2 separate regions of the Homo sapiens genome follow, and region 1 is linked to region 2. A link is a loop called in an ENCODE intact Hi-C map of the cell type or tissue named here. Cell type or tissue: mammary epithelial cell. All regions are shown on one strand. Each heading gives the region's core, and the rest is flanking DNA. Links, peaks and the distances in the headings are about the cores only. Region 1 holds the start of SLC13A2 (solute carrier family 13 member 2). Region 2 holds the start of LOC124903964 (a long non-coding RNA gene).

Region 1 (15,837 bases), core at 2,939-10,938, 50 kb after region 2:
GGCAAATAATGCTTTATTCGACTATTGCTGACATTCAGTAGCTTTTTTAGGTTTATTGGTCATTTAATGTCTTCTGCAGATTGCTTGTTCAAATCCTTTTTTCTTTGTTTTTTTTTTTTTGAGTCGGAGTCTGGCTCTTTCGCCCAGGCTGGAGTGCAGTGGCACAATCTCGGCTCACTGCAAGCTCCGCCTCCCGGGTTCACACCATTCTCTTGCCTCAGCCTCCCGAGTAGCTGGGACTATAGGCGCCCGCCACCACCCCCTGCTAATTTTTTGTATTTTTAGCAGAGATGGCGTTTCACTGTGTTAGCCAGGATGGTCTCGATCTCCTGACCTCGTGATCCGCCTGCCTCGGCCTCCCAAAGTGCTGGGATTACAGGCGTGAGCCACCGCGCCCAGCCTCAAATCCTTTTTCCTATTGGACTTTCAGCCATTTTCTTAGTGATTTGTAGGAGTTTTTCATATTTTATATATACTTTGCTTTGGCTCTTCCACATATTTTTCTTCCCAGCAAGTTCGTGTCTCAACTTTGTTTAAGAGTCTTTAGTCTTAGAGAAGTATAAAATATTTGTTATTAGGTACAGTTTAAGTCTTGCATTTCAGTTTGTTTACTTCTTTGTTTCAAAAAGGACTTTCAGGGCCTATGAGACTACACAAGATGAATAAGTTCAGGCAAGGGCAGACTAAAGGTGGAATATAAAGATGTGGCCCCAAGATAACTTAAAAGCCACAAACGCCTCCAATCTGGGCGGCACAAGTTCATGCTTGGTCAGGAGGGTTGATGCCTTTGTTCAGGGCACCCTGATTGGGGCTGGCACTGTAGCAGCGGCTTGGAGATACTGCTCACCTGTTAGGTGCGTAGCTGGGCTGCCCGGTCCCACCCATCCCTGGCCATGCCCCCACCCCACCCTCAAGCTGCGCCTGGGCTGGGAATCCTGTGGTGGCCCATGCCTCCTACATGTGACGCCCATGCCTCCTGCGTGTGGCTCTGAGAAATGACATCGCGTTCCAGGCAACAGTTTGTCCCAGGGCCTGTATATTGTTTGGTGGTTTTGGTTTTTGTTTTTCTGTGACCGAGTTTTGCTCTTGTTGCCCAGGCTGGAGTGTGATGGAGCTATCTCGGCTCACTGTAACCTCTGCCTCCCAGGTTCAAGCAATTCTCCTGCTTCAGCCTCCCAAGCAGCTGGGATTACAGGCACACACCACCATGCCCGGCTAAATTTTTCTATTTTCAGTAGAGACGGGGTTTCACCATGTTGGCCAGGCTGACACGGCTCCCAGTTTGGCTTACTTTACCAAAGACCCACTTTCCCAATCTCTAGCTGCTACTAAGACCTTAAACATCTCCTAGGATAAGAGTTATGACACAGGGCTCCAATGAACTCTTTTGGTTTTCTGTTTTGTTTTGTTTTTTGAGACGGAGTCTTACTCTGTCACCCAGGCTGGAGTGCAATGGCTCTGTCTCAGCTCACTGCAACCTCTGCCTCCCAGGTTCAAGCGATTCTCCTACCTCAGCCTCCCGAGTAGATGGGATTACAGGCGCCTGCCACCACACCCGGCTAATTTTTTATTTCTTTGGTATTTTTAGTAGAGGTGGGGTTTCATCCTGTTGGCCAGGCTGGTCTCTAAGGCTGGTCTCGAACTCCTGATGTCAGGTGATCCACCCACTTCAGCCTCCCAAACTGCTGGGATTACAAGCGTGAGCCACCACGACTGGCCCAATGAACTCATTTAAAGGAAGAAAGCTGAGAGGAGAAATAGAGAACTTCTGCCTCTCTGTGCCTCCAACTCCAAATAGGTCTTCGGCTGCAGGTAGAATTTTAACAACCCAAGAGGCTCTTTGGAAGGCTGGCTCTTAGAGGATTGGGGGAATCCAGATTTTTTGTGTGGGGGCCGGGGGAATCCAGATTTGAATGAGGTACTTCTTTGATCAGTGAAGCTGGGTTAGGTGTTGTTAAATATCCCATGACCCACTAAATATGGATCCCAACACTTAGCATGGTCTTTAACTGCATATTTATTTTTGTCATTATTTAATAGTCTGTCTCCCTCACCAAACCATAAACTCCCCTAGGTTTGTCCCCATTGCCCAGCATAGTGCCTGACACCCTAACACATAGTTAAGAGCTCAGTAAATGTGTTTTGTTTGTTTGTCTTTTCGGGGTTATTTTTGAGACAGAGTCTTGTTCTGTCTCCCAGGCTGGAGCAAAGTGGCACAATCTTAGCTCACTGCAACCTCCGCTTCCCAGATTCAAGCAATTCTCCTGTCTCAGCCTCCCAAATAGCTGGGACTACAGGTGTGCACCACCATGCCCAGCTAATTTCTGTATTTTTGGTAGAGACAGGGTTTCACCATGTTGGCCAGGCTGGTCTCAAACTCCTGATCTCAAGTGATCCACCTGCCTCGGCCTTCCAAAGTGCTGGGATTACAGGCATAGGCCAACACACCTGGCCACTCAGAAAATGTTTGTTTAGCAAATGATGGTTGAATGGATACATTCTGCTCACCAGAGATTTTGATAGACTCTCACTCAATGATAAAGCCCAGTAACTAAATAGCACCAGGAGCACACCTGTAATTGAACAAAGTTAGGTTTCTTGACTTGCTGCAGTGAAGGAGCATACACCGTGGGGGACTGCGGGATGTCTTAGTAAGAGGCAGTGAGGATGGGCTTGTTTGGAATTGTGCTGGGTGATTTTGGAGGGTATTTAAGGAAGCAAGAGTTTGTTCTGGGTTGAGCACTGTCGGGAAGCAAGGGCAATTTGATCATTGGGCATCTTAATAATTTTTATCTAGGAGGTAGGAGGGTCCAAGCAGGGCTAGAGTTGTCGTCGGTTAAAAAAAAAAAAAGAAAGAAAATGGTAGTCACTCATGTTTGCCAAGGGAGAAGGATGCTTGGTCATTTTGAGTGTCATAGTGTCCTTGATCTTGCCTTGTTCTATCATGGTCACAGAGAAGCCTCATCTGATGTCAATATTCTGTGATATTTTGTCATGTTCAGCAAAGAACATGACAGCCTAGCTGTTGGTTGCCAGGCCAGTAGGGTGACCACCCCAGTTTACCTGGGACCAAGGGCTTACCCAGGATGCAGGACTTTCAGTGCTAAAACTGGGAGAGTCCTGGGAAACCGAGGACAGTTGGTTACCCTATGGGCCAATTGCAAGCTGTCAGGATTTTTTTCTCTCTCATTAGGTATAATGATATTAACACTTCATATGGTACTTGTCAAATGCTCCCCCAGTCACTGAAATACACAGTATATGTGTAGACGGAAACATTTTTTTTTTTGAGATAGAGTCTTGTCCTGTCACCCAGGCTGGAGTGCAGTGGCACGACCTCAACTCACTGCAACCTACACCTCCTGGGTTCAAGCAATTCTCCTTCCTCAGCCTCCCGAGTAGCTGGGATTACAGGCATGCCCACCATGCCCAGCTCATTTTTGTAATTTTAGTAGAGACGGGGTTTCACTGTGTTGCCCACGCTGGTCATAAACTGAAGTATGCTAACACACGCATGCATGAGTCCAGGATACACACTAACTTTCATAAATCCATTCACACAAACACACATACTACAAACAAATACATATGCACCATACATATGTACATATATATATCACAAACCCTACGTACATATACATACATGTACCTAAACACTCATACGAATGGCCCCAAAATAAGTATACATTTAGGCCATTGGAGAGATAGGGGAGACTACCCCAGGTAGTAAACCCAGAGGGGACCATTAAGTGGGCCTGTCTGATTGATACTGGGATTAGAAAGGAAAGTTGAGGCAGATTATGGAGGAAGGACTTTGAATTGCAAACAAAAAGATGTTGTGATGTCATGGAAAAAGCCCTGGAATTGGAATTGAATGATCCTGAGATTATATCACAGCTCTGCAACTTACTAGCTGTGTGACCTAGGTCAGTTGGCTTAACCTTTCTGTGCTTCAGTTTTCCTATCCATAAAACAGGATGTTGCAGGGATGTAACTAAGTTCTAGAATGTTGTAGGTGCTTAATCACAAGCCACAACTGTTGTTAGTGTGAAGCATATGTGGAGGCTAAAGGTATTTTAATGGAGCCTTGACCTCCCTAAAGTAGTGTTTCAGTGGAGAAAGAAGTACCTTTTTTTTTTTGTTTTTTGAGTCAGAGTCTCACTCTGTTGCCCAGGCTAGAGTGCTGGTGGTACGATCTCGGCTCACTGCAACCTCCACCTCCCAGGTTCAAGTAGTTCTCCTGCCTCAGCCTCCTGAGTAGCTGGGATTACAGGCATGTGTCACCATGCCCAGCTAATTTTTTTGTATTTTTAGCAGAGACGGGGTTTCACCATGTTGGCCTGGCTGGTCTCGAACTCCTGGCCTCAAGTGAGCCTCCCGTTTCAGCCTCCCAAAGTGCTGGGATTATAGGTGTGAGTCACCATGCCTGGACTAAGAAATACCTTTACATACACCATCATCATCCCATTTGAGGCCAAGAGACCAAAGCCCAAAGAAGGTAAAAGTATTGGCCCTAGGATTGGGTATGGAAGCTGCTGGCATTGCAAGGGGTGTCTAGGAGGAGATGTGAGTCCAGCCAGGGCTAGGAAGGCTTGCTCAGCAGGGACTCTGCCGACCCTGAGCCAGGGAGCTGTTGTGCAGAATTCCTGAGGAATATGAGATTTTATTTGCATGTTATGCAAAACAGGGCCACATTTTGCCAGAAAGCCACTGTTCAGGGCCCTTGCCATCATCTGTGCCACCCAGCATCTCAATGGGCCTTTCCTCTTAGCGGGGCACAGGTGCCAGCACCCTCAGCAACCTTTTGGTATTGCCAAGGAGGGGCTCAAGGTTGCCAGAAAGAGTGCTAAACTGGCAGTTGAAGGATCTGGGTTCAAGTCCTCACTTGGCCACTTACTAGCCATGAGCCTTGAGCCAGTCATGTTCCTTTTCTGAGGCCTGAGTTTCCCCCTCTGTTCAATGATAATAGTATCAATTTCAAACAACATGATCCGAGTTCAATGCAAGAATGAGTGTGAAAATGCTTAGCTGGGGCTTGGCCCACAGTGGGGACTCACTAATGTTGACAAATTGTTAAAGTAAAATTAATAGAGGGAGACCCCTGAGTTCTAGGCCAGGATGTGCCAAATGTGTGTGACCTTCAAAAGTCTCCCAACTTCTCCGAGCCTCAGTTTCCTCAGCATGAAATGAAGAAATTGGCCTGGATCATCTCTAGCCTCTTTTCCAGCTCTACTCCCCAGCACTCTGGGATGGGAACTATCAGCGTACCTTCCCTAAGGGCACACATACAGTGTTCAGGGTGTCAAGGTTGGGGAGAGACACAGAGCGTGGATGCCCTTCTGCCCTAGGGACCTGTAGGCTTTGCAAATTAAATGGTAAGAGGCTCCACTATGACATCTTGGTGAAGGAAGAAGGTCAGTATGTGTGTATGGGGTGGGGGAAGGGTAGAGTACTGGATGCTTGAAAAGGGGACCAGGGGATCCATCTGTCAGTCATGTGTGGTCGATCTGTCAGCCACCACCATCGTTCAGACCCCTGTTCCAAGAAGAGCACTGGGCACATGGAGTGCTGCACACGTGGCGGTCCGCATTGAGCTACCCACCCAAGGTGCGTGATTCAGATCCCAGCTCTGCTCTCCAGACTCCCAGCCCCGCTGGGGGCATGCCAAGGACAAATCCTTACCACCAAAAGTAAGTATGGTCTGTGCCAAAAACCAGAGCAGTATGTCCTCAAAGGGGCTTGGGAACAGTGTCATCAAGATGGGCCACAATATCAGGCAAGGGTGGCAGGTGGGAGCTGCTCCTGAGGGATGAGAAAGTTCTCCTCCTGGAGGGAAAAGGAGGCAGGCAACACAAGCCGGAAGTCAAGGCTCTGTGCAGCCAGGGAGGGGAGAGCGTGGGAGTCCCAAGGATGCTGAGCCAGGGGGGTGCACGCCTGTGCCTGTGGAAGTTGGAGAGTGGAGTTGCAAGCAGAGGCTGAGGAGGAAGGGGAGGAGAAGGAAATCAGCTTTTGCTCAGGGCCGAACGCGTGCCAGGCACTCTTCATGAATCTTCTCACATAAACCGCGCACCTTCCAGGTATTTTTCCTATGCTCATTCTACAGATGAGGAGCTGAGACTCGCAAAGACCAGGAACAGGTGGCATAGGCAGTGGGGAGCAGAGCCAGGGTTAGAAGTGGGGTCCAGAACCCCAGGACCCCCTCCCCACCTCGTCTGCTTTGAAGCTCCTCCTAGGCTTCCAGGAGAGGAGGATTCTTTGGCAAGAGGGGAAGGACTAATGAAGCGTCGCTCCTCTTCCAGGCAGCCTTCCCAGTCAGGCAGCTCTTCTAGTCAGAGAGCTCCACGGTTCAAACAGTGCAGAGTAGCTCAGCTTATCTTATCGCCACACAACCCAGGGCAACATGATTCAACCCTGCTGCTTTTGGTGAAAGGTCTTTCACAGAAACTCTGCTCATCACAAACATGGGCTCCCTTGGCTCCCTGTTAGGCAGAGTGTCTTCCCTGCCTCCTTGCCTTCAGGGTCAGAACATATGACAGGAGGGAGACTTTGTCACTATCACTGCCACTGTGGGGAGAGGCTTGGTCAGAGCACTGCTGTGATTTGTCAACAGCACTTAATCTCTTGGGAAAATAAACTGAAGCTGAACTCTCTTAACCCTGAGATTTAAGGGACCCTGGAGAAGGGCTGCATCTGCCCACTGCTGGCCACTGAGAAATGACAATCGCTACTGTTTATGAAGTGTCCACCCAGGGCAGGCCCTTTGCATAGTGTTTCTAGTTTGATGTTTCTAGCATCAAATCTTCTCTCTTGACTACATGTCCAGTTTTCCCCTGCTTTACAGAGAGAGAACTGAGAAACATTGCATTCAAAGCCAGATCTGTTTGATTCCAAAACTCTGTGTTTGCTGAATGAATGAATACATGGGTAGATAAGGAATGAATGGAATCAGGTTCAGGGACCCAAAGATTGGAAGCCAGCATTAATCTTACCACCTCCTCCTATCTCTAGGGCCTCCTCACAACATTGAGCTAGGTGAAATCAGCTTAAAATAAATACCAAACGAAAGTTTAAATAGAAAACAAAGAGAGAAAGAGTCCTCAAAAGAGCTGGGCATGTGTCATCTAAGGACACAATCGACAGAATAAAAAGGCAACCTACAGAATGGAAGAAAATATTTGTAAACCATACGTCTGAGAAGGGGTTAATATCCAGAATATATAAAGAACTCTTACAATCCAACAACAACAAAAAACAAGTAACCCAATTTAAAAATTAGCAGACGGTTTCAATAGACATTCTCCAAAGAAGATATACAAGTGGACAAGTATATGAAAAGTTGCTCAACACCACTAATCACTAAGGAAATGCAAGTCTAAACCACAACGAAATATCTTCTCTGCAACATTCCAATTTTAATATGTGGGCTGCCGAAGCAAGCACAAAACCACAATGAAACACCACACACCCACTAGGATGGCTGCTGTTTTAAAAAAGACAAAACACTCTTCCTAAGCCGGCGCTCGGCAAGTTCTCCCAGGAGAAAGCCATGTTCAGTTCGAGCGCCAAGATTGTGAAGCCCAATGGCGAGAAGCCGGACGAGTTCGAGTCCGGCATCTCCCAGGCTCTTCTGGAGCTGGAGATGAACTCGGACCTCAAGGCTCAGCTCAGGGAGCTGAATATTACGGCAGCTAAGGAAATTGAAGTTGGTGGTGGTCAGAAAGCTATCATAATCTTTGTTCCCGTTCCTCAACTGAAATCTTTCCAGAAAATCCAAGTCCGGCTAGTACGCGAATTGGAGAAAAAGTTCAGTGGGAAGCATGTCGTCTTTATCGCTCAGAGGAGAATTCTGCCTAAGCCAACTCGAAAAAGCCGTACAAAAAATAAGCAAAAGCGTCCCAGGAGCCGTACTCTGACAGCTGTGCACGATGCCATCCTCGAGGACTTGGTCTTCCCAAGCGAAATTGTGGTCAAGAGAATCCGCGTCAAACTAGATGGCAGCCGGCTCATAAAGGCTCATTTGGACAAAGCACAGCAGAACAATGTGGAACACAAGGTTGAAACTTTTTCTGGTGTCTATAAGAAGCTCACGGGCAAGGATGTTAATTTTGAATTCCCAGAGTTTCAATTGTAAACAAAAATGACTAAATAAAAAGTATATATTCACAGTAAAAAAAAAAAATAATGAGTATTGTTGAGGCTGTGAGGAAATCGGAACCCTTGTGCGCTGTTGGTGGAAATGTAAGATGGTGCAGCTGCTGTGGCAAACTGCATGGCATTTCCTTAAAAAAAAAAAAACGAAACATAGAGCTACCAGATGATCCAGCAATACTGCTTCTTGGTATATATCCAAAAGAATTGAAAGGAAGGTCTCAAAGAGATATTTGTACACCCACGTTCATAACAGGGTTATTCACAATAGCCAAAAGGTGAAAGCAACCCAAATGTCTATTGACAGATGAACGGATAAACAAAATGTGGTATATACATAGAATGGGATGTTATTCAGCCATAAAAATGTTGACACATACACAAAATAGATGAATCTTAAGGACATTATGCTAAGTGAAATACACCTTTCACAAAAGACAAATAACCATATGATTTCATTTCTATGAGGTACTGAGACTAGTCAAACTCAAGGAAACATAAAGTAAAAAAGTAGTTGCCAGGGACTGGGGGAAGGAGGAAATGAGTTGTTTAATGAGTATAGAGTTTCAGTTTTGCAAAATGAAAAGTTCTGAAGTTGGTTGCACAGCAGTGTACATATACTTAGCAGCACTGAGCTGTACACTGAAAAAGGTTTCAGGTGGTCATTAAAATGTGTGTTTTATCACAATGTTTAAAGAGAGCTGGGCCTGGAGACTTAGAAGGAGAAAGAATGGGCCTTGCTACTTGGTGATGCAAGAAGGTGGTTCTTGGACTGATTGTGTATAAATGAGCCTCGGATCTCTTTTAGGATCAGAATACTCCCTGGGTCCCTGCCCAGCCTCCAACAGGGCTGGCTCTGGAAGGGTTACTCCCTATCTCCTCATCACGGTCTTGATGGTAATGAAAATCCATTCACTTCTCTGCCTGGTGGTCTGACCAATGGCCCCTATATGTCCGGCCTGAAGCTCCGGGGACTAGCTCCAGAACATGCTGGAAGGAGGGCTTGGCTCTCTGGCGTAAACCTTACAAATTATCTTATGGGCATCCCATCCACCCATCTACCCACCCATCCAGCCATCCATTCTTTCAACACGTACTTGTTGAGTACCAGCTCTGTGCCAGGTCCGTCCAGACAGTCTGTGCCCGGAGGGAGCCTGTAGTCTTGTGGGGGACAGAGATGGGTTATCAGGAGAATGCAATGCAGCGTGACATGTGTTTTGATATCTAGGGCACTTTGCAGGGGTCCTGATCCTGTCTGTGATGAGAGTTCACAAAGAAAGTTCGGTCTTAGGGCTTGAAAGGTAAACAAGACTGAACCAGTAGGGTAAGGAGGAGGAGTCAGGGAGAATATGCTTAGGAGAAGCAAGAGCGTGGGAACTGCCTGGAGATTTTACAAACTGCAGGACCCAACTGAGGATCTGAAAACAATTGAGTCTGGCATATTGTTGACTGCAGGCAGGAGTGGTGAGGGCTGAGGCGAAAGAGGAAAGGGAGAACTGGATCTTATAGGGACATTTAGGCACCTTTTGAGCACCTCGCGAGTTGCAGAGGGGGGTGGATTTGAACACGTATAAAACAAATTTTGTGGCTGGGCACAGTGGCTCATGCCTATAATCCCAGCACTTTGGGAGGCTGAGACGGGCGGATCATAAGGTCAGGAGATTGGGACCATCCTGGCCAACATGGTGAAACCCGGTCTCTACTAAAAATACAAAAAATTAGCTGGGCGTGGTGGCACGCATCTGTAGTCCCAGCTACTCGGGAGGCTGGGGCAGGAGAATCACTTGAACCCAGGAGGAGGAGGTTGCAGTGAGCCGAGATCGCGCCACTGCACTCCAGCCTGGGCGACAGAGCAAGACTCTGTCTCAAAACAAAACAAAACAAAACAAACAAACAAAAAATTTGTGGACCCAGTTGGAGAGGCAATGGAAGATGAGGGGAGTGGTCAGAGCACCTGGAGTCGGATTTGGGGTCTGGGATTCTCAGAGCTGTAAACACGATGCCCAACCCCCGAGTCCACCGTTCCCCAGGGCATGCCAGCCACCCAGGAGGGGCACTTCTTTTCGAGGGAGGGTGGTCTTCTTGAAAACAGCCCAGGTGCCTCCCTAGCCCCCCTATCCTGTGATCCTGTCTGTCCTTGAGAACATCCCTTCTTCTTCAATCAAGGATTTGATGACTGTCCCTGCCCACACCCTATCTTCTCTCCTCTAGGCTGGGCAGTCTCAGGTCTTAGAAATCATTCCTGATGCTCCCTAATATGTCCAGCCATCCTGGCTTTCTAGGATCCCTGGAGTTGTGCCCCTGTGGGCCCCAGGCCCAGCCTGCACAATGCTGGGTTGCCTCAACGGCCCCTGTCTTAAGGCCTGCCTCACATGTTCAGATATAAACTTCCTAAAAGCCACCTTTGTGACCCAGCCCCAGCTCTATCTCCAGCTTATCAGCCACCTGCTTCTGAGGACAAGCTGGCTCTTGCAAGCCAGAGACCATTTCCTCTCCCCCAAGGACTTGCAGCCAATCTCCGATAGCCCTGTCCAGGAGAGGCAATGGACAAAGTGCAGGGTAGGTGTTTCCTGGTAGTGACTCCTTCCTGAGATAGTACAGAGACCCATCACAGGGAAGGCCCCAGCAAAGACTGAAGAAGCCAGCCAGGCAACTACCGTATGTTACTCACAGTTCATTAGGAGCCATGCAAAAAACCACAGTTATCTGCTGCATTAATTAAAGGAGAAGGGGGTGGGGCAAAAGGGAATATTGAATAAGACCTGGCAGAGTGGGGCCCTGGCCATGACTCCCAGGCAAAGGGGAAGTTTTTGTAATGAATATGACAGCTGGAGTCTTCCCGCTGGCCTTGGGAATTCATCACTGCTTTGAGATGAATTCATCACTGATGGGGCCTGGCTGCTGGTGATGCAATAGCCCCCCAGTGCTGGGCCTCAAAAAAGAATCAAAGAAGGTCCCAAAAGCCTATGTCTTAGAAGAGGGCTGTAGGGGGAAGCCAGAGGGTCTCAGTAAAACATTGAGTTTTGTCCCAGCTCCATCAAAGGAGACCAGAGAATGGAGGGCTGAGCCAAGGGCACAGCCTTCCTGGAAACAAATCTGCATTCTCTCTGTTACTCACAAGGTGTGTGACTCTAGACGAGTAACCTCACTGCCCTGAGCCTACATCACAGAATTGGTATGGAGAGTTAGGTAAACTGGGATGCAGATTTTACACATGGTGAAGCTGGGCCTGGTTTTTTTTTTTTTTTTTTTTTTTGTGGCTCCTTAAAAGCCTCAGGCCATGGGAGAGGCTTCCACCAAGGTGAGATAGAATCGGGGCATTGTCCTGAGTGTCTGAAACCCTTTGTCTCTCCCTGTCCTTCCTGGCTCTTGCTTACTTTGCCCTGGGCAGGTGGCAGGCCACTGTGTGGGAGTGAAGGAGCCATGCCTGAAGGGGGGCTGGGGTGGCTAGCCTGTACTCTGTTACTGTAGCATCCCACCAGCCTGGCCTCGCTCCAGGAGCCCTCGAACTGGATCCCTCTGACCTCTAGGACCGCCCTGCAGAAAGCACCAGGGGCCTTTCTCTAAAAGATCCACTGGCTCCAGGAGTGTCTCGGTGGCATAACAGCCCAGGCCATGCTATGGTACACCTAAAACTATAGTTATCAGCTCTTAATCCTGTCCCCCGCAAATCCACATTCCAACCACGCAGAACCTTCTGTTCTCTAAACGTCCCCACGCTTCTGCATCTCTTCCCAGACTGTCTTCGCTGCCTGAAACATTCTCCCTGATACCCCGCCTCCTTATCCTAGCACACACGGATCATCATACTCTGATAACCTCAGAAACATGCATTGACCTTCAACTGCGTGCAGTCAGGGTGAGGAGGGGTGAGGGCGCCAGGAGACTGAGGGTCTGGCCAGAGATAAGACCCACAATTTCTTCCAAACTACAACTTGCTCCGTTCAACATACATACACACACACACGCATGCACTTGCCACCCTCCAGGCCTTCGTTCACTCTTCCCTCTCCTTGTGCCCCTTCCCCTATCACCTCGTGCCAAGTAAGACTGAGCTCTCAAGCCTTCGCTCAGATGCCATCTCTTCCAGGAGCCCTTGCCTGGTGCCTTTCACCCAGAGCTTCTGCCCTGGTTTGGACCTCCCTCAGGATACCCATAATGCATGTGTGAATTCTGGCTGGCTCCATGTCCTTTGGCCTCAGTTCCCCCATCTGTTAAATGGAATAGTAACACCTAACCCATGGTGTAGTTACCGAGTTGATGAAGTACAGTAACTGACTTGTACTAAGTGCTGAGCAAATGTCAGTCTTTACCACCAGCAGCAGCAGCAGCATTTTAATCTCTGTATCTTTAGCACTGAGCACAGGGCTGAATACATAATTGGTACTAAATACTTGCTTGGTGGAGGGATGGATGGATGGATGGTTGGATGGATGGATGGATGGATGGATGGATGATGGATAAATGAGAGATCTAGTATGTTTCCAAAATAAGAGACAATCTTTGCTGGGGGGCGAGGGGGCTAGGAAGAGCCTGAAAGAAACTAACCTTCATCGTACACCTGCCATGCATCAAAGCTCAACATATATAAGTTGTCTAATTTGAGCCTCACAATAGCAAGATATTACTGCAGAATAAGGAAGTGGCTAATTCTGAGAGGTTAAGTCGGTGGATCAGTGTCACACAAGATGTAGTCAGGACCAGGGACTTTGATGGTCCTCGATACCTGGAAGGAGGAGGAGGAGGACTTGCTCCAGGCCTTAGCTACTGTCAATCTTAGACTGAAAATTCCTAGGGCATCTCTGTGGGCAGGGCAGGGCCACCCCACCCAGGCTGTCACATAAAGTGCTCAGCTGAGAACCTAGCTTTGGAGAACAGCAGAAAGGAAAGGCCGGGCCAGCGGAGGTGGCTTGGGGGCTGCCTGTGGAGGGTGGCTGGGGGACTCTCCTTCCTTCTCCAGCTCCTCCAGCACCACCCTCAGCAGCCTCCAAGAACAGAAGGAGTTAACGCTGGGATTAACTTCTTGAAGGAACCTGAAGTTTTTTAATCCTTGTTCTTTCCTCCTTCCTTCTCCCTCTCCCTTCCTGATCTTTACTCCGCCTGTGGGTCCCTCCTCCTTACTCTCACCTCCCCAACTCCAAAAACACTCTGATTGCCAGACTGGGTCAATGGTTAACACTCAACTGGCTTTATATAAGCCTGCCACCTGCCTGCTTGGCTGCATCTTTGGTCCTTCTGTTACCCAGCTCCTGGAGGCAGTGGCTGTAGCAGCCCTTGCTGCTCCACACCATGGCCACCTGCTGGCAGGCCCTGTGGGCCTATCGCTCCTACCTGATCGTGTTCTTCGTGCCCATTCTCCTGCTGCCTCTGCCCATCCTCGTCCCCAGTAAGGTAAGGACTTGGTGTTCTGAGCACAGATAACTCCAGGGGGCAGAGGAGGGACTGTCTGGGCCGGGGTTGGGCATCCTTAGGATCCAGCATAACTTCCTCACTGCCCCTGCCCTGGAAGTGAGGCTATCGCCCCCTGCTCCTCCTGAGGACTGAGGGCTAGGAGGTCAAAGGGGCTTTTGCTTGGCACCCAGTTGTAGGAGCCCAGCGTGAATTACTTAGGTGGGTTTGCAACCTACTGCCCTAGGAAACAGGAAACCAGTTCCATCAACAAGATGCAAGGGGGGCAGATGGAGCTGATCTACCTACTGTGTGCCCACCTAGCCCTGGACTGGGCTCCATGGCGGCTGAGATGGGCTGGCTGTGGGGAGGGGACGGCTGGGTAAGCAGCAGCAGAGTGAAGAGGGTTGGAAGGAGAATAGGAGAAAGCTGGCTGCAGGCGGTCTGCATCTTTAAGAGCATAAACAGGAAGAGAAAGAGTTCACCTGTGGATTCAAGGGCTAAGTCTGTGGAGGAGGAGGGGTGGGAGTTGGAAGAGGGGACCGCTGCAGGTAGACAGCACAAAAACTGTGCCCTGGATGGAGGGGGAGCTGGGCACAACCAGGCGTCACTGCCTCCTCCTCCGCCCCCAGCAGAAGTCATAACTTCATCTCTCATTAAATCAAGCCGCCAATGCCTGCCCTGCCCTAGGCACCCAGTAACCTTTTCCACCATCTTAAGAGGTCAGGCCTGACTGTCCCATTTGACAAATGGGGAAGGTGAGGTTAAGTCACTTAGTCAAAGTCCCAGGGCAGATCCAAGTTTCATGGAACTTGGATATTATACACTTTTGGGCCCCACTCTGTAAGAAAAAGGACACAAAAGTATTAATCTGAAATTAGTTTGGGGCTTTGGGAAGGGTCCAGGGGGAAGGCCTTGAAGTTCAATCTTCAGTCAGTCGGCCTCTGGCAAATCACACAGCTGGGAGGTTCAGAGCTGGGGGTGTGATCTGGTGCCAAAGCATGTCTTCTCTCCACCCTGCTGCCTCCTGCCCCACCCCACACCCCCAGAACTGCCCATCAAGCCATTTTCTTCCTTTTGTCATAGATAGAGAAATTGAGTCAGACTTTTTTGTTCATGGTATCCCAAAGGGGTGAGAGACTGGGGGTGATAGTGGCACAGCCCCTGGGCCCCTGACACCTGGTCAGTAACAAGGCCCAGCTGACCTTTGAGATGACCTTCATCTCAGGCCAAAGCCGGTGGCATCTCAGTGCTAGGGACCCATCAGATGGGTTTTCCGACAGGCTGGGGCAAGTGTGTTAACCCCAGGAGGGAAGCCAGACAGGGATTTTGATTTCTTCCCAATTCCCCTCGACCTGGGGAAGCACAGCACAGAAAGATTCAGTAACTTGCCCAGGTCACACAGGAAATCCTGAGTCAGTGCTAGAAGCCATGCCTGTTGGTGAGACTGGGATGTGTTAGGAGCCCCTGTCTTCTGTGCACCGTATCTGGCCCTGCTACCTGCCTCTGGCTCACAGATGCTGCCAGCCCCATCCTGACTCTGGTCCTGTCTAGGAGAGGCCAGCCCCTCTCAAGGACTTTGCTCCTGCAATTGTCCTCTCACTCTCCTACAAGATAAATATTTCCTCTCTGCCTGATCTCCCCCATCCACATACGGAGGTGCTGTAATATCTCTCATCTTAAACAAACAAGAGCTCTCTTTCAAGGCCACGCTCCTTCCAGGATAGTGCCTCTTTCTCTGCTCTCTCTCATAACAGGAAGTCTCAAGACACTGTCTACACCACAAGCGCACTTTCTCTTTTGTCAGCTCCCATCTCCAAGACTCAGATCCCATCAACTTCCTTGTGACCAAACCCTGGGCCACCCTCACATTCCTCAGTCCCTCGGCAGCATTTGTCACAGCTGTCACCCCGTCTTTGCCGTGCTGTCTTCTCTTGGCTTTGGTGACACCTTCTCCTGGTTCCTGCCCAGCCCTGCCCCTTCCCACCTTTCCTGACTCTGAGGTTCCTTCTCCATCTGACTCTGAGGTTTTCCAGGGTCCCCACTTCCCCTAGCTGATCTTATGCCATCTCGTGCTTTAAAAAGCATCTCTATGCCAATGAGTTATCAATCTGTAACCCCAGCCCTAAACTCTAAACTGGTATTATCCAATGAACACCAGCCATCTCCCTAATTGAATATTTTCTTTGTAAGCAGGATAAGCAGGTTACACTTTTCCACGTCCAAACCAAAACCCTTCCTGCCCTTCTCCAGTTGGCTTAGGCATCAAGAAATGCTTCAACCATCTACCTTGCTGCAACA
Region 2 (15,837 bases), core at 4,170-12,169:
ACTGAGAGGTTGTAACACAGAACATGCATGTGAGACACACAAATGAGCTCTTCTCCAGCTTCTGAATAGTGAGAAAAACACTGTGCCTTTGATCTTGTTCTTTGCAGCCAACACATTAGCAATGATTTTGTTTAAAATGAGAATGCTCAAAGCTGGTAAGGCTACAGTGAAACAAATACTGCTGAAGGAGTGTAAATACACCCTTTCAGGAAAAAATTTGGTAGCCTTTAATCAAGACCCTTGAAGCCTCTAATTCTACATGTAGGTCTCTATCTAAAGGAAATAGTCTCAAGTACAGAAAAAAGCCTTATGTGCTAAGATATTCTCCCATAACATTATATTGACAAGAGTAAAAAAAAAAAAAAAAAGATAAACAACCTATGTGTCCAACAGTAGCGAAATGGCTGAGTAAATTATAGTCTATCCACTCCATGAATATGAGTCATTAAAATGATATGTTCAAAGAGATTATAATAATATGGAAAACTGCTTACATAATAATTTGTATGTAGAAAAAACAGAGAGCTTGTTTATGTGGTATGGTCATAGGCATAGAAAAGAATTGCACTGAGTAAAGACTGGAAACCATGGCACCAATATATTAACAGAAGTCCTCTCTGCGTGGTAGTAGGGTTAGGTAAGATTCTCTTTTCTTCTATTTAAAATGTTTTCAACCCTTCTGATATAAACAGATATAAACATATGTTTTAATCATGGAAAACATAAACATTTTAAAAATCTGATGATACTCCTCTCCTTCAAATGTATTCTGGCTCAATTGCCAAATATCAGCTTCATGCTCCTTGATGTTCTGGAGACATCACTAGGAGCTGACTTTTATTGAAGCAGGCAGCACCATACTGAGGGCATTACATACATTATCTTACTGAATCCTGACTACAGCCTTATGAGATAGGTATTACAATTTTTTTTTCTTTGAGATGGAGTTTCACTCTTGTTGCCCAGTCTGGAGTGCAATGGCGTGATCTCGGCTCACTGCAATCTCTGCCTCCCAGGTTCAAGCGATTCTCCTGCCTTGGCTTCCCAAGTAGCTGGGATTACAGGCATGTGCCGGGACACCTGGCTAATTTTGTATTTTTAGTAGAGACAGGGTTTCACCATGTTGGTCACGCTGGTGTCAAACTGCTGACCTCAAGTGATCCGCCCACCTCGGCCTCCCAAAGTGCTGGGATTACAGGTGTGAGCTACCGCGCCCGGCCAGGTATTATTATTTTTACAGATGATGTAACTACAGCATAGAGGGATGAAGGGAAATGGTTTTTCTCACTCTGGGTACAGGTTTTCTTTTCCTTACACCTACCTGTTCTAGTGCTTTCTGTTATTCTAAGCCTTAGTATATGTTAGTCTCTTTGCCAGTAATACCCTTCCTACTTTGCTTGGCCTATTCAGCTCCTTTTCATCCTTCAAAACCCACCTCTGTGTCTCACTTCTAGGCGGAATTAGTCATTGGCTAATATGTACTTCCACAATACTGGGTTCATACATTTAACCCTGGTTTTAAACTTAACCTGGTTATAAATATGTGTTCCCAGGTTTGTCTCCTCTTAACCCCTACCTATGTCCTGCCTCCAGATTTGAGGGCAGAGAAAATTTTTTTCACCTCTGTATTCCCTATCCCTGGGCTTGACATGCAATAAGATAAAATGTTAAATAACTTTGATGACATGCATCAACTCCAGTCAATTGATTGAATCTGTCTGGATTGCTACATTGAGATGGGCTATTTTTCCAGCTTTGTGGGAAGGAGTCCTGCGATTCATTCTTGATGTCTGCCATGGGCTTGGGAATGGTAAGTACTGGCACTAAAAACTGTGTTGTCCAACCCCAGGATATGTACTCAGTAAATTTTGAGAGGCTTTGGGGAAGTGCCTGGAAGTCATAAGGGTTTCTCTTTGCTTCCAGTTGGATAATGCCTACGAGAGGCTGTCTATACAACCACTGTGACAGAGAAGATTGCAACAGGGATTCTTCATCCAAACAGCAGTCTTATCACAGCCTCCACCCAAAACCTATGCCTCCTTTTTGCAAGAGGCCACTTACAGCTTCCAAAGAGCTCTTCATGATTTTAGACACTGAGAGGAAGGAAGGAGACAGCATGAGAGAAAAGCTATTTTCCTTTTTGAGATGTTGCTTCTCACATAGCAACCCTAAAAGTCAAAGCAGCATCCTTGTCACAACTAAGGGTGTTCCCAGCACTGAGTAGAAGCTGCAACTATGCCCCCATCGCTGTGAGACTTTGACCAAGTCCCTTTCTGGCTTCAATTTTCTCATCAATGAAATAATTTCTGGGCCTCTATTTCCTTGTCTGTGAAAAATGAAGTAATAATATCTACCTATGGGGTGGATGTTTGGGTCAAATGAGAAAATATGTATGGCTGTGAACTTTATGTGGCTGTGTCCAGGTGCCAGAGATGATGATTGCTGTTGAACTGGGCTTGAAGGTAGGAGGGATTTCACCAGAAAGAAGTGAGGCTGTCCCAAGTGAGAGGAAAAGTTGGGCCTTACAGAGGGATGCTACCCAGAATTCAGAGAAGTACAGGGCTAGAGGTGCATTAAGTGCATAAAGATGTCATTACCGCATGGGGGAGATTTCACAAAACACTTTCTGTCTTTGGCCTCCTGCCCTTGGTTTCATTTTAAACACTTTCCTTTTGCTAGAGCCTTTGCATCTATCCATCTATTCATTTAGCATCTACCGCCTGCCAGGCCCACTGCTAGGTGCTGAGGTTACAGACAAGAATTTACATAATTCCTTCCTTCTATGAGTCCTCAGGCTAGTGGGAAGCAGCACAACAAATCTCAAATAACAATAACAAAAGCATGCCGTAGGATGAATAATTTCAGAGAGAAGGTGTGTGTGTGTCATCAAGAGAAAGTCAAAGGATTCACAGAGGAGCTGAATTTTGAAGCATGAGATGGTAAAAAGGAGTCTCCAGGACAACAGAGAGAAGACATGATAAAGGGCTTTCTGTACAGTGGGAAAGGCAAGTTCTGAGAGACAGCAAGGACACCTATTTTGTTGGGGGTACTGAAGTCATCATAGGACACCCTGAAGGAAAATGAGCCAAGGCCTCATGTTCACAAAGCGTTTCAATTTTAGACATTCAGTCCCAGAGACTCACTCCCTAAATTGGTCTTTTAGTTGGAGTGTTTAGTCCAGTTACATTTAATGTAATTACTGATGTAGTTGTGGTTAAGTCTACCATCTTGCTAAATCTTTCCTTTAATTTAAAAATCTTTTTTTTGAGATAGTGTCTCACTATGTTTCCCAGGGTGGTCTTGACCTCCTGGCCTCAAGGAATCATCCCACCTCAGCCTCTCAAAGTGCTAGGATTATAGGCATGAGCCACAACACCCAGCCTTGCCAAATCTTTTCTTCTTTTCCTACCTGTTTTGTTTCTTTACTTCTCCTCTCTTATCTTTTGGGTGAATTATATTATTTCATTTCTGCCTTCTTCCCTTATGTCAAGGATTATAACCCCTTAAGTCCTGCCTGTATTAACTCCCCACCAATGCTTTCAAAGAAAGAAGAGCATACTTTACACAGTTTTGGCCGGAGGTGGTGGTTCACACCTGTAATTCCAGCAATTTGGGAGGCGGAGGCAGGCAGATCACTTGAGGCCAGGAGTTTGAGACCAGCCTGGCCAATATGGTGAAACATTGTCTGTACTAAAAATACAAAAATTAACCAGGCTTGGTGGCACGTGCCTGTAGACCCAGCTATTTGGGAGGCTGAGGCAGGAGAATTGCTTGAACCCAGGAGGCAGACATTGCAGTGAGCCGAGATCATGCCACTGCACTCCAATCTGGGCAACAGAGAGAGACTCTGTCTCAAAAAAAAAAAGTCACACAGTTTTAACTGGTGTCCCAATTTCTATAGTTCTCTATGAATATATTTACTCATGGGGACCCATGGGGCAAGAAAATATATGTGTGTATGTATAAATATATATGTATATATTAATTCTGTAATTATGCTGTGACTAATACAGCTAAGTAGCATTATATTGTGTGTTACAACGTGTTAATTTATTAAACATAAATATTTAAAATATGCTATGAAAGCCTGTCTTGGCAAGTCTTTATTTTTAGTTTCTCTGGATTCTCAAATAAGAAAAATGGCCCAGGTCTCTTGATCTCTGGGAGACCCTGCAGGAGCGCCTCCTGGCTGACACAGTTTGGGGGTGACATAGAGGGTAATGTCTAGGGATTCCATTTGGTCTCAGGAAGGATATCTTCTGGTCAGGCCCTCCCTCCAGTCCCAGGCTCAGAAGCCCAGCTGTGAAGCCCTGGAGCACCTGACTTTTTTTTAGTGCACCAGAGAACTAAACTCAAGCAAGACGGGGGTGCAAATCAGAAGGCTCTTTTCTAACACGGGGTTTCTATTCGTAGGCTGTAATGGCCACATCACTTATCTAGGGCTGCCTATTCCCAGTGCCAGGGAAATAGAAGATGGAAGCAGGGATCGGGAAGGTGCTAGGTGAGCCGCAAATCAGAGCCAAGGGACGGAGGATGATTTGCAGTAGGGAGAGCAGGCACAAGGAAAGCCACCGCTGAGAACTGCCCTCTAGGGACTGAAGTGTTGTGGCACTTCCTTGGTGGTGTTCCTGTACCATACTTTCCTATGCTGACCATGTACATACATTCTTTTTGTAGGTCTGTCAATAGTGCTGATCAGTAATAGTTAGTTTTTAGTTAGAGAACTGCTGTGTGCCAGCCACTTTACATATATGATCTCTTATCCTCATTATAATTCAGTGAGGTAAGTATTGTGATCCCTGCTTTATAGATGAGGAATTAGGTTATGTGGCTTGCCCAAAGACACACAGCTAAAGGGTAACAGAGCTGATATTCAGCCCATGTCTGTCTGACTCCAAAGCCTCCACACTTTGTACTCTCAATAGTTCACAGACATGTGACCCAGGGGTTGGATATGGCCCACAGATGTGTTTTGTTTGATTCACACTTGTTTTCAAAAAAATAATCGGCTCACATCGTGTATTTTAAATTTTGAATTAGTTGCCAACATCTAACAATTGGAAGATTCATATGAAAAATCCAGGTTTTTGCATTCCCTTGAAAATTCAGAAATGATGGCAACATTCACATCAGGCAATACCTTGCTGAAGTTGGGAAGGGACTGTCCCCTCCCTTTAGCTGTGGGATATGTTCTCCACTTCACCACTCCCCCACTACCCACCTCCACTCATAGAGGATGCCTGGTCCTATAGGTTTTCGAGCTTGCAGCCCCTTTCCTGTGCTGTGCTGCTGCCTGGGAAGAGGATCCCAGGTTTCTTAAAGGGCGTGGACCAAGGCTTTCTGAACATAAAGCGATGGAATCACTGTGACACAACACCAAGCTACTATTCCAAGCATCTGAAAAGCATTCTGTTTTCTCCCATTTTAGGCCGATTTAATTAGCGATAAGGAACACCTTAGTGGCCAGCCCACTACAATCTGGTACTGCTATACTTTATAGCCATGCGGAGACAGTGTGAGGCTGAAGAAGTCAAGAAGTCGGCAGGGGCCAGGTGATGCCTCTAAGGAATTCAGTTTGTTGGGTGTTTTTTGTTTTTGTTTTGGTTTTGTTTTTGTTTTTGTTTTGAGATGGAGTCTCTCTCTTTCGCCCAGGCTGGAGTGCAGTGGTGTGATCTCAGCTCACTGCAACGTCTGCCTCCCAGATTCAAGCGATTTTCCTGCCTCAGCCTCCCAAGTAGCTGGGACTATGGGCGCACACCACCACACCCAGCTAATTTTTGTATTTTTAGTAAAGGCAGGGTTTCACCATGTTGGCCAGGCTGGTCTCGAACTCCTGACCTCAAGTGATCCACCCGCCTTGGCCTCCCAAAGTGCCAGGATTACAGGTGTGAGCCACCGCGCCTCACCTTCAGGAGTTCAATTTGGATCTTACTGAGATTGAGGTGCCTGTGTGATGTCCTGGTGGAGGGGGCTCCAAAGGGCAGCTCTACCCAGAGCTAACAAGGATGGGCAGCGCTAGGAGCCATCGGCATATGTGTGATAGAGCCTGGGAGTAGCAGACCACCCTGAGAGGATATGACAAGGGACAGAGAGCCTAGGCAGGGGTCAGTAAGGAGCACAACCGTTTCGGGATGAAGGGAGGAAGATGGAGCAGGCAGAGAGGAAGAAGAGAAGCAGCAGAAGGGAGCATTAAACCAAAAGGAGAGAATTGCAGATGAGAGTGGTGACATGCCAGGTACTACAGAAAGAGGTCTAGGGAAACGTTGGCAATTGAAACTCAACAGTGGTCACCCCAGAAGTTTCAGCAGGTGAGATCTTTTTTTAAAAAAAGGAAAAAAATAGAAGTCAGATCACAATGGGTTAAGTCAGGATCAATTGTACATTTAATACTGAGGAATGAAGCAAAGGTGCCTCTTGATAAGGTAATCCTTAGAGACTCCAACAAGCAAGATGCAACACATTCTGGGATGAGAGTAGCTCTTCTCTCAAAGGTGGAACTGGGGTGCACTAGGGACAGGCAGGCCTAATCTTTATGGCCAGTGCAATCTCAGGGAAGCATATCTGAGGCTGAAACCCAGTCAGGGGTAGTGAGAAGGCAAAAGGTGCAACCCCGCCCAGGCCTAGCTGGTTAGGTGGATGACAGCAGCAGACGCACTCCCCAGGTGTTAACCTGTCCAGGTAGCCAGCTACCCTCCATGGGCCCAGAATTGATTTTTTCATGTTTAACTCCGATGCTCCTAAGCCCCCTGTGGTAGGCTAAACTGGCACAGCCTCACAGCCCTGCCTCACTTGAGGCTGTCCTGTGGTGCCTTCTCCGTTTTAGCTTTTCTTTTTGTCTTTTTTTTTTTTCCCCGAGACGGAGTCTTGCTCTGTCACCCAGGCTGGAGTGCAATAGCATGATCTCAGCTCACTGCAACCTCCACCTCCTGGGTTCAAGCGATTCTCCTGCCTCAGCCTCCCGAGTAGCCGGGATTACAGGCGCTTACCACCACGCCCAGCTAATTTTTTGTATTTTTAGTAGAGACAGGGTTTCACCATGTTGGCCAGGCTGGTCTCAAACTCCTGACCTTGTGATCCGCCCGCCTCAGCCTCCCAAAGTGCTGGGATTACAGGCATGAGCCACCACACCCGGCTCACTTTAGCTTTTTTTACGCAGTTATTTTGACATTTGGCTGACATTTGCCCTTATTTCATGAGAGTGAGTGGAAAAACGGAGAACACTGGGGCCGACTCTAGTGCTGATATCTTTCAGGTAAGGATAGGAAGTCAATTATGTTTGCAGCTGCAGCCATGCCACTGTTGCTCTCTAACCCTGAGCTTCCTCTAGCTCGCCGAGCTACAGCCCAAGGAGAAGGATAAAGGAGGACTCTATACAAGGAGAAGCGAGTGAGTAAGGAGGTCTCTATACCATGGCTGATACAAAGCCAATTGCCTGAAATTGACCTGTGGTAAAGCACCCAGGGAGCTACTGACTACAAAAGCCGCTTGCAAGAGTGCGCCCTCTACTGCAGAGATGAAGAAACCCTATCCTTACAGGCTTGCCACTGTGGCACTCCGGGAACGTAGACATGCTCAGAAGTCCACCAAACCTCTGATTGCAAACTTCCCTTCCAATGTCTGGTGTGAAAAGTTGCTCAGAACTTTAAAACAGATCTGTGTTGGCCGGGCACGGTGGGCTCACGTGCCCAGAGGCACATGCACCATTACAGGTGGCTGGTGCCTGTAATCCCAGCAGTTTGGGTGGATCACTTGAGGCCAGGAGTTTGAGACCAGCCTGGCCAACATGGTGAAAGCACGTCACAACAAACAAACAAACAAAAAACAGATCTGTGCTTCCAGAGCGCAGCTATTGGTGTTTTGCAGGAGGGAAGTGAGGCCTGTCTGTTTGGCCTTTTGAAGACACCGAGTTGTGTGCAACCCATGCCAAACGTGTAACAACTATGCCAAAAGACATCCAGCTAACACACTGCCTACGTAGAGAACGTGCTTAAGAATTAACTATGATGGGAAACACTTCATTCCCAAAATATTTTTCTCTTCTTCCTATTACTGGTAATTCTGAATGTCAGGTTTTTTTTCCCATAGGGTCTTAAGTATATGATTGAGAGTAGAAAAATAAGGGAGAGAAATCAATTGGCCGTTTTCCCATTTTCATCTGTGTATGAGTTTTTAGTATAAATGCAGGGAGGTAAAGCATCAATGCAAGTCAGAATGTTTCAGTGAACAAGTTTTAGCAGTACAACTTTATAATAATTATAAATAAACCTGTTGGCCAGGCACAGTGACTCATGCCTATAATCTTAACTCTTTGGGAGGCCGGGATGGGAGGATAGCTTGAGCCCAGGAGTTCGAGAGCAGCCTGGGCAACATGGTGAAACTCTGTCTCTACAAAAATTACAAAATTAGCTGGGCATGGTGGTTTATGCCTGTAGTCCCAGCTACTCGGGAGGCCAAGGCAAGAGAATTGCTTGAGCCCACGAGGTGGAGGTTGCAGTGAGCCAAGATCACACCACTGCACTCCAGCCTGGGCAACAGAGTGAGATTCCATCTCAAAAATAAAAATAAATAATAAAAATAAATTAAAACTAATTAATTAAATACGAAGAAATGGGAATGTGAAATCTCTAACATGGTGAATTAAGGATTTTTTGAAAGTCCACCTCAGGACTACTGGTGTGAACTAGAACACAGATGAACACCAACATAGGATTCTTCTAGGAGCCCTAATTCTCGACCTTGTTTGCAGTGGTAGTTTGCTGCTGCCAGTGTCTGGTCTTCCTTTCCAAGCCTTGTACCTTGTCCCTCTCCCTCCAGAGTATTTTTTTGTTTTTTGTTTTTTTCCCAGGCTGGAGTACAGTGGTGCAATCTCAGCTCACTGCAAGCTCCGCCTCCCAGGTTCATGCCATTCTCCTGCCTCAGCCTCCCCAGTAGCTGGGACTACAGGCACCCACCATCACGCCCAGCTAATTTTTTTGTATTTTTAGTAGAGATGGGGTTTCACCATGTTAGCCAGGATGGTCTCGATCTCCTGACCTCGTGATCCACCCCCCCTTGGCCTCCCGAAGTGCTGGGATTACAGGCGTGAGCCACAGCGCCTGGCCCAGAGTCTCTTTTTTTTGGAGACGGAGTCTGGCTCTGTCGCCCAGGCTGGAGTACGGTGGCTCGATCTCTGCTCACTGCAACCTCCACCTCCCAGGTTCAAGTGATTCTCCTGCCTCAGCCTCCCAAGTAGCTGGGATTACAGGTGCCCGTCACCACGCCCGGCTAATTTTTGTACTTTTAGTAGAGACGGGGTTTCACCATATTGGTTAGGCTGGTCTCAAACTCCTGACCTTGTGATCTGCCCGCCTCAGCCTCCCTAAGTGCTGGGATTACAAGCGTGAGCCACTGCTCCCAGTCCCAGAGTCTCTTACAGTGCTTTTTTTTTCCTTTTTTCTTTTCTTTTTTTTCTTTCTTTCTTTTTTTTTTTTGAGACGGAGCCTTGCTCTGTCACCCAGGCTTGAGTACAGTGGTGCCACCTTGGCTCACTGCAACCTCCGCCTTCCAGGTTCAAACAATTCTCCTGCCTCAGCCTCCCAAGTAGCTGGGATTACAGGCGCCTGCCACCACACCCAGCTAATTTTTGTATTTTTAGGAGAGACAGGGTTTCACCATGTTGGCCAGGCTAGTCTCGAACTCCTGACCTCAAGTGATCCGCCTGCCTCGGCCTCCCAAAGTGCTGGAATTACAGGCATGAGTCACTGCGCCTGGCCTCTTACAGTGTCTTTATGGCCTAATGAAGTATAAACGTGTGGATTGTGCATCCTCAGAGAGAGGAAGATGGACCTCTCATAAAAGCACATTATGGCCAGGTGCAGTGGCTCACACCTGTAGTCCCAGCTAATTGGGAGGCCAAGGTGGAAGGATCACTTGAGGCCAAGAGTTCAAGACCAGCCCGGGCAACACAGCAAGACCTCATCTTTAACTTAAGAAAAAGTTAGCCGAGCATAGTGGTTTGTGCCTGTAGTCCCAGCTACTCAGGAGGCTGAGATGAGAGGACCACTTGAGCCTGGGGAAGTGAAGTCGAGGCCACAGTGAGCCATGATCACACCACTGCGCTCCAGCCCGAGTGACAGAGAGACCCTGTTTCCAAAAAAAAAAAAAAAAAAGCGAGGAGCGCCTCTGCCCGGCCAGCCACCACATAGTCTGGGAAGTGAGGAGCGCCTCTCCCCGGCGGCCCAACAGCTTGGGAAGTGAGGAGTGCCTCTGCCTGGCCACCCCACCATCTGGGAAGTGAGGAGCGCCTCTGCGTGCAACCCTCCAAGTGTGAAGTGGCAGCCTTGTGTGTGGTCTTTCTGCCCTCCCCAAGTTTGCATTTTCGACATTAAAGTTTACTTTTAAATTAAAAAAAAAGTTCACTATGTCAGACGCTCTAAAAATGAACAACAGTGAACAAATACTCTGTCCTCGTTTTTCTTTTTGAATGTGTGTATCTGAATCTCCATTCAAATATATACTTTACCTGTTTGCTATTATAGACTTGAATCACTCTCCAGATGTGTAAGAATGTTAGTTGTGAGTGCAAGGATCACTCACAATCTGCCCTGGGGATCCTACAGGTTATGTGGCGAGAGCGGGCTGATCCCTATGAAATAAAGAGAACCGTAAAAACGGATGTGAGCAGTTATCCAGCTTCTGGATAGTGGAATATCCTCTCACTTTTCCCTGTATACATATTTTAGGAAACTGCAAGTCATATTACAAAAAAGAATTAACAACAAAGAAATATAAGTGACCCAAATGCAGCAAGAATAATAGCAGTAGCTAATGGTTAATGAGTATTTATGGAGTAAACATTGAAATATCTCAACTTATCCTTATAAAACCTTACATTCCCTATTTATAGAGGGGATACAGAGGCTTACAGAGATTGAGGGACTTATCAAGGGTACTGTGGCTAATTAAGAGTCAAAGACAGGACTGGAACCCCAGTCAGTCTGCATGGAAAGCCAGACTTCTCGCTCCTGCCCTCTGCTGCCTCCCAGGCGCGGAGAGCTGTTGGACAGCCAGCCCATTACCGAATCCTTTCTCAAGCAAAGAAAGCTGCGTTCACTTTCCTCTTGAAAATTTTCAAGTCACTAAAACTCATCAACACCCACATCACAATCTCCTACTCATCAATTGTCTACAAAATTCCTGCTGAAAAATCAGCATCAGGGTCTGAGCGCAGTGGCTCACACCTGTAATCCCAGGGTTTTGGGAGGCCGAGGTGGGAGGATCCCTTGAGCCCAAGAGTCCAAGGCTGCAATGATCATGCCACTGCACTGTAGCCTGGGTGACAGAGTGAGACCCTGTCTCTAAAAAAATGTTTTTAAATCAACATCAGCAAGTCCTTGTTCCCAACCTGAAAATAAATTTCTTCTGTCTCCTAAGATGAGAAAATGAGAATTGAGTGATAAGAAACTGCCCTAGAAACTTAAACTTTTATTGTTGCTACTGTTTACTCCATCTTTAACTTTTATTTATTTGTTTTGTTTTGTTTTGTTTTGTTTTGAGAGAGTCTCACTCTGTTGCCTAGGCTGAAGTGCAGTGGCACGATCTCGGCTCACTGCAACCTCCGCCTCCTGAGTTCAAGCAGTTCTCCTGCCTTAGCCTCCCCAGTAGCTGGGACTACAGGTGCATGCCACCACGCCTGGCTAATTTCTTTTAATATTTTTAGTAGAGACGGGGTTTCACCATGTTGGCCAGGCCGATCTCAAACTCCTGACCTCAAGTGATTCACCCGCCTCAGCCTCCCAAAGTGCTGGGATTACAGATGTGAACCACCAAGCCTGGCCTAACTTTTATGATTATTAAAAATTTTAGGCCAGGCTCAATGGTTCAAATCTGTAATCCCAGCACTTTGGGAGGCTGAGGTGGGCAGATCTCTTGAGCCCTGGAGTTCGAGACCAGCCTGGGCAACATGGTGAAACCTTGTCTCTACAAAAAAATACAAAAAAATTATCTGGGTGTAGTGGCGCACACCTGTAGTCCCAGCTACTTGGGAGGCTGATGTGGGAGCATTGTTTGAACCCAAGAGTTCTAGGTTGCAGTGAGCCGTGATTGTGCCACTGCACTCCAGCCTGAGCAACAGATCTAGACTCTGCCTCAAAAAAAGAAAAAAAAAATTCTAGCATACGCAAAATAGAGTCATGCAATGAGCCGTCATATATCATCACTTATGTTCAACAGTTATTATCAAAATATTGCTACAGATTAATCTATTTTTCCCTTTGCTCAAGTATTTTAAGACATGCCAAATGTCATGGTGTAGTGTCATTTCACTGCTACATACTTTAGCATGCATCTCTAAAATATTAATATATAGACATTTTCTTCCATAAACACAGTGCTGTTACCACACCTTAAAATTTAACAATTCTTTGACACGATCTGATACTGGGTACTCAATAACTGTTTCAACAAAACATCTTTTTATGACTGGTGTGTTTGAATTAGACTTCAAACAAGCCCACGTGTTGCATTCTAAGAGCACTTTAAGGCTCTTCAATCTCGCTCTCTCTCTTTTTTTTTTTTTCTTTTTGAGATGGAGTTTTGCTCCATTGCCCAGGCTGGAGTGAAGTGGCATGATCTCAGCTCACTGCAACCTCTGCCTCCCGGGTTCAAGTGATTCTCTTGCCACAGCCTCCCGAGTAGCTGGGATTATAGGTGTGTGCCACTATGCCCAGCTAATTTTTGTATTTTTTTTAATTTAATTTAATTTTTTTTCCTAGACGGAATCTCACTCTGTTGCCCAGGCTGGAGTGCAGTGGCGGATCTTGGTTCCTACAACCTCTGCCTCCTGGATTCAAGCAATTCTCCTGCCTCAACCTCCTGAGTAGCTGGGATTATAGGTGTGTGCCACCATGCCCAGCTGATTTTTTTGTATTTTCAGTAGAGACAGGGTTTTGCTGTGTTGGCCTGGCTGGTCTCGGACTCCTGGCCTCACTCAAGTGACCCGCCTGCCTCGGCCTCCCAAAGTGCTGGGATTACAGGCATAAGCTACTGCACCTGGCCCCTGTTTGCTTTTTAAAATAACATTGGCTTGTTATAGAAATAATCTGAAGATTTACTAAAAAATCATGTGCACACTGAATAATACTCAGTGTAAAAATTACTCATGAAATTTATATTATAAATAGGGATTTTATAGCATTTTTTGAGCTCTAAGAGTGGATTCCATCATATGATATGTAAATCTATTGCTCAACTTTTATATCCTTGACTTCCACAGTATATAAAAATAAAAGCACTGCCCATAGTAGAAAAATGTATCCACCAGAGTGGCCCGAAATAGGAGGCATCTGGGAAATGGAGATCAAAGGGAAAGAAAGAACTTGGTAGTTCATCCATTCCAGGGTAAATTACCTGGAATGGAATTTACCATTCTGGGTGATTTGCATGCAGTCAGGCAGGCACAAGCTTTCACTTCTACAGGCACCTCGGATTCAACAGCAGACAAGACAGTCCCTTGTGAGCAAGTTGCTCAAAGTTTTCATAAATATCCTTACAGATTCCCCGGCCACCCACCTGCACATCTTCATCTTTCTTCTCCTTTGGTGACCTCTGATGACCTTCTGGCCTCCAGGGCGCTTGATGGACTGGCACATGCATGCAGGTCCCTGGGAAGATCTATTCAGGCTTTTTAAAGTTTGATTCCCACTGAGAGTTAACACGTTGGTGTTTGGACCTGTCAGGCAGTCCCTTATGAGTTTGATTACTGTGTCTCAGCCTCTGAAAACCAAACACAGTCTAGCTGTCCTGACAAAGTAGCATTTGGGAGCCTAGACCTGGGTGTCCAAGGTTCTGCTGCCATAGACAGAATGGCTTTTTTACAAGACTAGTCACTCCCTCCACCCTCCAAACTCCACCAAAACATCTTATCCTGGTGAATGAGGCCTTCTGTGACCTCTTCTCTGCCTCCCCTCACCCTTATTCCACCACCTCAGTAGCTTTTTCATTGTCCTCATCCCTGTCCCCACTGTCACTTCACCATCCCAGACCCTCCTTGGACTATTCCAACTAACCCCTAACTTGTCTCATATATTCTACTCTATTTTATTTTTTTAACAGAGTCTTGCTCTGTTGCCCAGGCGTGCACTGGCAGGATCTTGATGTGCCCAGGCGTGCACTGACGTGATATGCAATGGCATGATCTTGGCTCCCTGCAACCTTTGCCTCCCAGGTTTAAGTGATTCTCATGCCTCAGCCTCCTGAGTAGCTGGGATTACAGGCATGTGCCACCACGCCCAGCTAATTTTTTGTATTTTTGGTAGAGATGGGGTTTCACCATGTTGGCCAGGCTGGTCTCAAACTCCTGACCTCAAGTGATCCACCCACACGGGCCTCCCAAAATGCTGAGATTACAGACATGAGCCACTGTGCCTGGTCTTGTCTCATATATTCCAGACTTGCTCTGCTTCCAAATCTTTCTCCATGGTAATCTATTAAAATGCATCTCGTTTTCTTACTCCGCTACTTAAAAACCTTCGATCGTTCCCTTGGCATGATATCTGAGGCCCTTTCCGGTCTGGTGCCAGCTCCCTCACACTTTGCCCCCACTCCATGCCAGACACTATGCCCACTGCCCATCTAGTCCAAGGGCCTGCTACTGCCCCCGCCTAGAAGGCCCCATGCCCACGCCACCTGCCTGTTTGCTGGAAAAACTCTTTCCTGCTCAACCTTCTAGACTCGCCTTTGGATACCTCCTGCTCCCAGAAGCCCATTCCCCGTCCAGAACAGGCAGTGACACAGAGCCCTGTACTTCCCCCATCGGAGTACTAGACTGTTACTTCTCCGAGGAGAATATGTCTTGCCTCATCTAGCAGTGCCTGTCATGCTATGATTAATAGCTGGATAACTGAAAAAGTGATATTTTAGGCAGCATCAGGCTGGGCACAGTGGCTCATGCCTGTAATCCCAGCACTTTGGGAGGCTGAGGCAGGAGGACCACTTGAGGTCAGGAGTTCAAGACAAGCCTGGCCAACATGGTGAAACCCCATCTCTATTACAAATACAAAAGTTATCCAGGCATGGTAGTGCACACCTGTAATCCCAGCTACTCAGGATGCTGAGGCAGGAGGATGGCTTGAGCCCAGAAAGTAGAGGCCGTAGTGAGCTGAGATCTCGCCACTGCACTTGAGCCTGGGTGATAAAGCGAAAAGCTGTCTTAAAAAAAAGAAAAAGAAAAAGAAAAAAAGACCGCATGGCTTCTCTGCTCCAGGCTGAACAACTCTGCTCCCTCAACCACCCTTCCTTTGATGGAATTCCCAGATTTCTCTCCAACATGGGCTTTCTTGCAGACGTAGCATGAGCTTCACCTGACTCGTTCAGGTTCTGTGTCCCAATTAATGAAGGCTTAACTGGGGAGAAGAGGGCACTCTCACTGCCTTGGTGGCTCCTGCATGCAGTATCATTCCCGGGACCCTCCAGCTCTCTCCTCGCTCTGCTCCTGCATTCACTTCACAACGTGGCCCAAGTGCAGGTGGTTTTGGACCCATTTTCTGGCCTATGCATTTATTCCTTAGATGTCATGTCACCATCTTAGATTTAGCCCATTTGTAACATTTAATGTTCTCTACTTGCAAGGGGAATAGCAACAAATTCTGGCTGTGTGTGGTTTTTTTGTTTTTTTTTTTTGTTTTTTTTTTGTTTTTTTTTTTTTTTTTGAGGAATTTCTTTGAATGGTAGCTCTCAGAATACGAAGAATGTTGAACAACCAGGACACAAGTAGGACAGGAAAGAGGATCATTCTGGGAATCCAGGTAGCAGGAACCACCCAACACACTTTACAGGATGCTGCTATCACGAGGCATGCGC

What was found. Hi-C counts contacts between places; a loop is a spot of excess contacts. Peaks named below come from ENCODE experiments on the same cell type or tissue, not always from the same donor. Only the 100,000 strongest peaks of a DNase experiment are listed, where the experiment ranks them.
Region 1: a loop joins it to region 2, with 3 times the contacts of the local background. A loop is called at or near these places in 5 of 110 quality-filtered maps.

The regions. Positions count from the first base shown.
Region 1 is chr17:28,460,276-28,476,112 of GRCh38, forward strand. It overlaps SLC13A2 (solute carrier family 13 member 2), which reads left to right and starts at 13,369. Exons shown (of 12, transcript NM_003984.4): 1 at 13,369-13,539. The coding sequence starts at 13,438. It also overlaps the pseudogene RPS7P1. In mammary epithelial cell, for the core only: no CTCF peak of the experiment used is centred there; DNase peaks (open chromatin) are centred at 7,396 and 10,916; H3K27ac peaks cover 633 bases.
Region 2 is chr17:28,409,502-28,425,338 of GRCh38, forward strand. LOC124903964 (a long non-coding RNA gene) reads left to right here and starts at 1,201. Exons shown (of 2, transcript XR_007065688.1): 1 at 1,201-1,810; 2 at 1,924-4,080. It also overlaps the pseudogene H3P41. In mammary epithelial cell, for the core only: a CTCF peak has its summit at 7,507 (motif pointing left); a DNase peak (open chromatin) is centred at 7,500.